2 separate regions of the Homo sapiens genome follow, and region 1 is linked to region 2. A link is a loop called in an ENCODE intact Hi-C map of the cell type or tissue named here. Cell type or tissue: transverse colon. All regions are shown on one strand. Each heading gives the region's core, and the rest is flanking DNA. Links, peaks and the distances in the headings are about the cores only.

What was found. Hi-C counts contacts between places; a loop is a spot of excess contacts. Peaks named below come from ENCODE experiments on the same cell type or tissue, not always from the same donor. Only the 100,000 strongest peaks of a DNase experiment are listed, where the experiment ranks them.
Region 1: a loop joins it to region 2, with 7 times the contacts of the local background. A loop is called at or near these places in 1 of 110 quality-filtered maps.

The regions. Positions count from the first base shown.
Region 1 is chr1:51,635,446-51,639,845 of GRCh38, forward strand. The region is part of intron 1 of OSBPL9 (oxysterol binding protein like 9); the gene reads left to right. Among named protein-coding and RNA genes, the nearest start is that of OSBPL9, 21 kb to the left of the region's middle. In transverse colon, for the core only: no CTCF peak of the experiment used is centred there; a DNase peak (open chromatin) is centred at 1,871; H3K27ac peaks cover 352 bases.
Region 2 is chr1:51,252,560-51,256,959 of GRCh38, forward strand. The region is part of intron 1 of RNF11 (ring finger protein 11); the gene reads left to right. Among named protein-coding and RNA genes, the nearest start is that of RNF11, 18 kb to the left of the region's middle. In transverse colon, for the core only: no CTCF peak of the experiment used is centred there; no DNase peak of the experiment used is centred there.

The DNA of each region.
Region 1 (4,400 bases), core at 199-4,198, 380 kb after region 2:
TACCAAAGTACAGCTTTTCAGAGTTATTCTCGTGTCTGCAGCCCCTCTGAGAATAGCTATCTCAAAATATGCCAAAGAAGTATATTTTGGGGTGGTATATTTTGATTTCCTTCAAGGTGCAGCATATATTACTAACATGCTATCAGTAGTTTGCAGAACTTGGGCTACTATTTAGTTTTTAATATTTAACTTTATAAGGGATGCAAAAACCCTAAGTCATCATGGCTGTGCTTAATTGAGCTCCGTGAAAGTGGTTCTCTCCACTCACCTGTTGTCCTGAAATTCTGACTTGAAGATAAAATTATCCTTTTTTAAAAACAGTGAAAAACCTGAGACTCGACAATGTTATAGGCCACTAGATCAAAGTCCATATGTCCACAATCCTCTGCCTGCAATTTTGAAATCTCTACAGCCCTGAATTAAAAAGATTTTTCCCCCTAAATTTATGATACGCTCATTTGGAAGTAAAGCCTATCTTGAACTGATGTGTGGCTATTTATAATCTTTATCATGCTTAGTGTAAATATTTGTTTGTTGTACTATAGATATATTAATATGCTTGGTTGTGGAATTAATATCCTTGGCTACCCTAGACCTCACTGCAGGTGACACAATTTATGTACTGTATGTATGTATATGTGTGTGTGTGTGTGTGTGTGTGTATCCTTTCTAAAATCAATCCTTCCTTCCTTCCTCTCTCTCTCTTGTTTTTTTTTTTTTTTTTTTTTTTTTTGAGACAGGGTCTTGCTTCGTTATCCAGGCTGGAGTTTAGTGGCATGATCATAGTTCACTGTAGCCTCAAACTCCTAGGCTCAAGTAATCCTTCCACCTCAGCCTCCCCAGTAACTAGGAATATAGGCATTTGCCACCTCTCCTGGATGCCACTTCATTCTTTTTTTTTTTTTCCCTTTGAGACAAAGTCTGGCCCTATTACCCAGGCTGGAGTGCAATGGCATGATTCAGCTCACTGCATCCTCTGACTCCTAGGCTGAAACCATCCTCCCACCTCAGCCTCCCAAGTAGCTGGGACTACAGGTGCACACTGCCACACCAGGCTCATTTTTGTATTTTTTGTAGAGATGGGGTTTCACCATGTTGTCCAGGTTGGTCTTGAACTTGTGAGCCCAAGTAATCCTCCTGGCTCGGCCTCCCAAAATGCTGGGATTGCAGGTATGACCCACCACACCCAACCCAAATTGTCTTACCTTTCTAAAATTGTGAAGGCTGGGCACAGTGGCTCATGCCTGTCATCTTAGCATTTTGGGAGGCCAAGGTGAGAGGATCACTTGAGGCCAGGAGTTCAAGGCCAGCCTGGGCAACAGAGTAACACTCCATCTCTACTTTAAAAATAAATAAATAAATAAATAAATAAAATTGTCATTTCCAAAACACATCTGATCCAAAGGTCTTGGGATAAGGGATGTGGACATGTATTTGTAATCTAGTGACCTAGGAATTTACATGCTAGAGATGGTTCAGAAGTCAGCATTACCGCCCTCTGAGGCACTGCTGAGAGGCTTTACAGGGTGACATACTCCTCTGAATTCAGAAAGATCACTGATTTTACACCCAGCCTTTGTGGTTGAGAAAAACCTTTAAGGAAGACTTAAATTAACCAGGTTTATAGTGACTGTGGTACAAATGTACCTTTGGATCCATACCTAGGTTCAAATCCTGTTTCTCTCACTTGCTATCTGTGAGTCTGTGGACAAGTTACTCCAACCTTTCTGTCACTGATTCCTCAGTTATAAAATGAGTATAACATGCCAGGCATGTTGGCTCACGCCTGTAATCCACCACTTTGGGAGGCTGAGGTGGGTGGATCACATGAGGTCAGGAGTTCAAGAACAGCCTGACTAACATGGTGAATCACCGTCTCTACTAAAAATACAAAATTAGCCGGGCTTGGTGGCGCATGCCTTTAATCCCAGCTACTCAGGAGGCTGAGGCAGGAGAATCAGAGGCTACAGTGAGCCGAGATCACACCACTGCACTCCAGCCTGGGCAACAAGAGTGAAACTCTGTCTCAAAAAAATAAATAAATAAAACTAAATAAAATGGGTATGATAAAAGAACCAATATCATAAGATCATTGTGAGAATTAAATAAAATAGTATTTAAAGCACTAGCACAGTGTCTGGCACATAAGTGCTCAGTAAATGATAACAAAAAGCTAAAGTTTATGGAGGTGTTTGACATAGTAATATTCACTAAATGTACACAGTGGTCACCATTATATGAATCAGTATTCCAATTTATTAATTCACAACAAGAAATATAACTTAAGAAGACTCTACATTTAGGCTATCTAACTGATACATTTATTCTCTGAATGCAAACTCTTTGGGATGCCAAATTATAAGCAGCATCAGACCAAAGTTATATGTTATAGGTATTTAGTGGCATTAGATATTGACATCAAGATGCAGTATCTCCATGTTAGAGACATACCTATTACCAGAATGTAACAGGTTTAATCTTTGGGTCAAAAAAACTTCTATCCTTGCCTTCTGATATTAGTTCTGGCCTTCTTTCTCTAGTTCTAAAATACTTAGTATAATGATCTCCAGGCTGTTCCATCTCTTAAAGATGATCTTGTATATATCTCTGTTTTGATATATGTCTCTTTTCTTTAAGGGAAGGCAGCCTTGTTCCCAGGATCTTGGAGAGACCCCCAAAATCACCATTACCTTGTTTACTGATATATTTTTGTATATTGAATCAATAGACATTAAATCTGATGCTCAAAATGAGACCATCTGTAACTGACAGGGAAAGGAGGGAAGGATGAGATAGTTATCTATGATAACTTGAAGGATGAGTGATGGGGAAAATTTCTCCATTATTGTGAGTCTGTGACTACTCAAGAGTTTTTGTTGGTGTAGCTTTCTGGAAGCATAATGACATTTGGGGCTATTGAGTGTCCCAAGGCAGTAACTGGGGAAGGGTCTCTAGTACATTAAATGCTATCAGGATGGCTTTAGGAGTCCGTGCTCTCTTAAATAGAAAGGAGACTACATTCTGGGTGTGGTGGCTCACACCTGTAATCCCAGTACTGCTTGAGGCCAGGAATTTGAGACCAGCCTGAGCAACATAGTGAGACTCTACCTGTATAAAAAAAATTTTTTTTAAAGAAAAGAAAGGCGGGGCACGGTGGCTCATACCTGTAATCCTATCACTTTGAGAGGCTGAGGCAGGCAGATCCCTTGAGTTCAGGAGTTAGTGACCAGCCTGGGCAACATGGTGAAACCCTGTCACTACAAAAAATACAAAAATATTAGCTGGGTGTGGTGGTGTGCCCCTGTAGTGAGCTATGATTGCACCACTGCACTCCAGCCTAGGTGACAGAGTAAGACTCTGTCTCATAAAAATAAAAATAAAAATCTGAACAGATGCAGTGGCTCACACCTGTAATCTTAGCACTTTGGGAGGCCAAGTCCAGAGGATTGCTTGAGGTCAGGAGTTCAAGACCAGACTGGCCAACATAGCAAGAATGCCTTAAAAAAAAAACTACAGGAGTGAGTGAGAGTTGCTGCTATCATTTCCTATTTTGTAACTGTTGTAATTAGTGTATCTTCGTAGAATTTTGTCAAGTACTATTTATTAATTTACTTTTATTGACGTATAATTTTCTTCCAGTAAAAAACACATATTTTAAGTGTATAATTAGTTGAGTCTTTGCATTTATTTACAGCCTTGTCACTAATATCCCAATCAAAATATGAAGCATTGTTATCTTCCTGCAAAATTCCCTCCTGTCCCTTTCCTGTCTGTCCCATGCCCTAGAACCAGCGTCTTGTGATTCCTGTCTTCATGGGTTAGTTTGCCTGTCAAGTTTTCCTCCTGTGTGCCAGTAGTAGATGGTCGAAGGTACAACACTGGCTATGTGTGCAACCTCATATGCACTTGGAAATGAACTAACATGTCTCTCAATGTGGAAACAGTGTTTACATTTATGCGTAAAGGAGAGGAACTGTTGTGACATTTGTCCACGTTCATTGTCCCCAGGTCTTCTACCATCAACATGTTAAATGTTCTTTGCAAAGTACAGTGTAGCAAGGGTAGCATATTGAGTTGGGGTGGTGGGGACAAGGATGAGTCAGAAACTACCTTTGGGAGAAGTGATGAGACATGCACATACGTTATTATCATGTAAGATAGAAATAATAAGTGCCTTAAGAAAAGTAATATGGCATGCTGTATATTAATAAGTTCAGAAGGAGACCTCACTTTTAGCTGTGAGAGATTCATAGCAAGTCAGTGAGTTTATTGCTTGATCTTCAACACAGTGTACTTTAAGCAAAGTAAAATTAACATTCAAATAAATTTAAGTGTCCTCATGTAACAGATTCGGGGAGGCATTCCTAGTTGTTTTTTTTTTTTTTTTTTTTTTTTTTGAG
Region 2 (4,400 bases), core at 316-4,315:
TGCCAAGATTGCGTCATTGCACTCCAGCCTGGGTAACGGGAGTGAAACCCTGTCTCAAAAAAAAGAAAAATTATATGAAGGTTTGCGACTGCACTGGGGGTTGAGACCCCTAACCCCCATGTTCAAGGGTCAACTGTATTTCATTGTGGTTTTAATTTGCATTTTCCCAGTGAGTAGTAGAGTTAACCTTTTCAAGTGCTTTTTGGCCTTTCGGGTATTGTCTTTTGTGAAGTCTTTTGTCCAGTTTGTGTGTGTGTGTGTGTGTGTGTGTGTGTGTTTGGGGGGGACAGAGAGTCTTGCTCTGTTGCCCAGGCTGGAGTGCAGTGGCGCGATCTTGGCTCACTGCAACCTCCACCTCCCAGGTTCAAGCGATTCTCCTGCCTCAGCCTCCCAAGTAGCTGGGATTATAGGCGCCCACCACGCGCGGCTAATTTTTTTGTAGTTTTAGTAGAGATGGGGTTTCACCATGTCAGCCAGGCTTGTCTCAAAACTCCTGACCTCGTGATCCGCCCGCCTCTGCCTCCCAACGTGCTGGGTTTACAGATGCGATCCACCACGCCCGACGTTGTCCAGTTTTTAATTGGGTTGTCTGTCTGTTAAAAACTTGATTTGTAGGAGTTTAAAGTATATTTTACTAATAAAAAAGAATGGTAATTGTTCTCTGCATAATATTTAGAAAATAAGGCCGGGCACAGGGGTTCAAGCCTGTGATTTCAGTGCTTTGGGATGCCAAGGTGAGAGGATCCCTTAAGGGAAGGAGGTTGAGACCAGCCTGGGCAGAATACTGACACCCCATCTCTACAAATAATATAAAAAAGTTAGGTGTGGTGGCATGCACCTGTAGTCCCAGCTACTTGGAAGATTGAGGCAGGAGGATCACTTGAGCCCAGGAGCTCGAGGTAACAGTGAGATATGATCACACCACTACACTCCAGCCTGGGCAACCTCAAGATCCTGTCTCTTAAAAAAAAAAAAAAAAAGGAGGTGGGGGAAACGAAATAAAGAATAGAAGGAAAGTAGAGATTGTGTTAGATCCTAGAATGTGAAGATAAGTAAAATGATCTCCATGTTCTCTGTACCCGCGTTCTAGAGAGGGATGTAGGTAAATGGATATAAAATACACTGCCATAAATTTTATGAAGAAGAATGTTTAGGGTGCTATAATTTGCTCAACACTTCATTATTTTTGCTTTCTTGATATTTTAAATAATACTATGAATGTTTAATCGATAAAACACTTCTTGTTTTAGAATATTTTATTTGTATAAATTTTTTTAGGAATTGCTGGATCTTGCCAGGCACAATGACTCATGCCTGTAATCCTAGCACTTTGGGATGTGGAGGCGGGAGGATTGCTTGAGCCTAGAAATTGGAGACTAGCCTGGACAACATAGTGAGGTCCCATCTCTAAAAAAAAAAAAGGGAAGGAATTGCTAAATCAAAGGATGTGAGGATTTTAAAGCTCTACACGATCAATCGGATCATCCTAAATAATTTATCGAAACAGTGGAAAAATATGTTCCACAATAAAGCATACCTCTTTGGTGACCAAAATGTGGCATTGATGAATATTGGGGGGTTCCCCCTAAAACTTTAACCCCCTTTGTGTTGGCACATTCATGAGATAATTCTGTTGATTAGGTTATAGTTTTTTTTTTAAATCAAAGAATAAAACATGGTCTCCTTGATTAGAGTTAGATATTCCTTGCTTCCTTGAATGAATTCCTTTTTCTTTTTCTGTTTTTGAGATGGAGTCTTGCTGTGTTGCCCAGGCCTGTAGTACATTGGCACGATCTCCACTTACTGCAACCTCTGCCTCCCAGGTTCAAGCAGTTGTGCCTCAGCCTCCCGAGTAGCTGGGACTACAGGTGTATGCCACCATGCTTGGCTAATTTTTTTGTATTTTTAATTTTTTTTTGAGATGGAGTCTCGCTCTGTCACCCAGGTTGGAGTGCAGTGGCAGGATCTCGGCTCACTGCAAGCTCCATCCCCTGGGTTCAAACGATTCTCCTGTCTCAGCCGCCTCCCAAGTAGCTAGGATTACAGGCGTGTGCCACCACTCCCTGCTAATTTTTGTATTTTTAGTAGAGAGGGGATTTCACTATGTTGGCCAGGCAGGTCTCGAACTCCCAGACTCAAGTGATCTGCCCACCTCGTCCTCCCAAAATGCTGGGATTACAGGTATAAGCCACTGCACCCGGCCATTTTTTTGTATTTTTGTAAAGGCAGAGTTTCGCCACATTGGCCAGGCTGGTCTGGACTTCAGGTTGCCCTGGCCCCTTAAAGTGCTGGGATTACAGGCATGAGCACCCAGCCTAGTTCCTTTTTCAAATGAATAGCACATAAGTATATGCTGGCTCTTACTAACTTTACTCTGGGAGAAAAAAACATAGCTCCAATTTTCTTTTCATTATAGGCTCTTTCTTGAATAGAATACTTGCATAGAAAAGCAATAGCTTATACATTGGTGAGGGGAGTGTTTACATTGCCCCCAACATACTGTTTAATGCATAACATACATTATTTTATTTAATTATCACATAGTATCTGTAAAGAGGAACTATATTATTTTTAATACTATTAATATGCTATATAATATGTATATATATGTTTCTACTACTTATATATCATGCAATGTGTACATTATAGCTGACATAGAGACTCAGCAGTTTGTACTCTGGATAAGTTTGTTACATTTAATTTTTTATTTTTCTTTTTAGTGACAGGGTCTCACACTGTTGCCCATGCTTGAGTGCAGTGGCACAATCATAGCTCATTGCAGCCTCAAACTCTGGGCTCAAGCGATCCACCTGCCTCAGCCTCCTGAGTAGCTGGGACTAGAGGTGCATGCCACCACACCTGGCTAATTTTTGTCTTTTTGGCAGAGACAAGGTCTCACTCTTTTTCCCAGGCTGGCTTTGAATTCCTGGGCTTAAGCAATTCTACCTTGGCTTCCCAAAGTGTTGGGATTACAGGCGTGGGCGACTGCACCCAGCTGTGTTTCACTTTCTTGCTGGTGTTTTTGGAAGCACAAAAGTGATTAATCCTGATAAAAACCAGTTTGTCTATTTTTTTCTTTGGGGAGCTTTTGGTATGTTCAAGGAGGGGGTCAAACTTGATTCTTCTGCATGTGACTAGCCTGATGTTCCAGCACCATTTGTTGAAAATAGTTTTCTTTTCTCATTGAATTATCTTGGTATTCTTGCCAAAGATCAGTTGTCTATAAATATGAGAGTACATCTCTGGACTCTTCTGTTCCATTGGTCTATATGTCTGTCCTTAGGCTAGTACTGTACTGTAGCTTTATAAGTAAGGTTTGAAATCAGAAAGTGTGAGTCTTTTTTGTTGTTGTTGTTCTCCCTTTTCAGGATTGTTATGGCTATTCTTAGTCCCTTGTATTTCCATGTGAATTTTAGGATCAACTGTCAATTTCTGCAAATGAGCCAGCTAGAATTTTGATAGAGCTACATTTAATTTTTTTTAATGAACCCACATTGAAATATTCAACGATTGCCAAAACATTATCACCCCAAACCCACTGTTTATCTTAGAGTTCATTCTTGGTGTTGTACATGGATTTGCCATGTATAATGACATGCATCCACCATTATAGTATCATACGTGTAGTTTTACTGCTCTAAAAATTTTCCGTGTTCCATCTGTTCATCCCTCCCCCCAACACCTGACAACCACTGATGGTTCTATTGTCTCCATAGTTTTGCCATTTGCAGAATGTTGCATATTTGGAATCATACAGTATGTAGCCTTTTCAGATTGGCTTCTTTCATGTAGTAATATGTATTTAAAGTTCCTCCATGTTTTTCATGGCTTGATAGCTCATTTATTTTTTAGTGCTGAATAACATTCCATTTGCATTGATATACTGTAGTTTATCTATTTACCTATCGAAGGACACCATAGTTACTTCCACATTTCGATAGTCATGAATAAAGCTCCTGTAAACATTTGTTTCTGGGTTTTGGTTGGATGTATTTTTCAACTCCTTTGGGTAAATACCAAAGGGTGCAATTGCTGGATCAAATGGTAATAATATGTTTAGTTGTGTGAGAATTATCAAACTGTCACCCTAAGCATACCATTTTTGTTGTTGTTGTTGTTGTTATTGTTTTTTGAGATGGAGTCTCGCTGTCACCCAGGCTGGAGTACAGTATGGCGTGATCTCAGCTCACCACAACCTCCACCTCCCTGGCTCAAGCGATTCTCGTGCCTTAGCCTCCCGAGTAGCTTGGATTACAGGCACGTGCCACCATGCCCAGCTAATTTTTGCATTTTTAGTAGAGACGGGGTTTCACCATGTTGGCCAGGCTGGTTTCAAACTCCTGACCTCAGGTGATCCTCCCGCCTTGGCTTTCCAAAGTGCTGGGATTACTGGCGTGAGC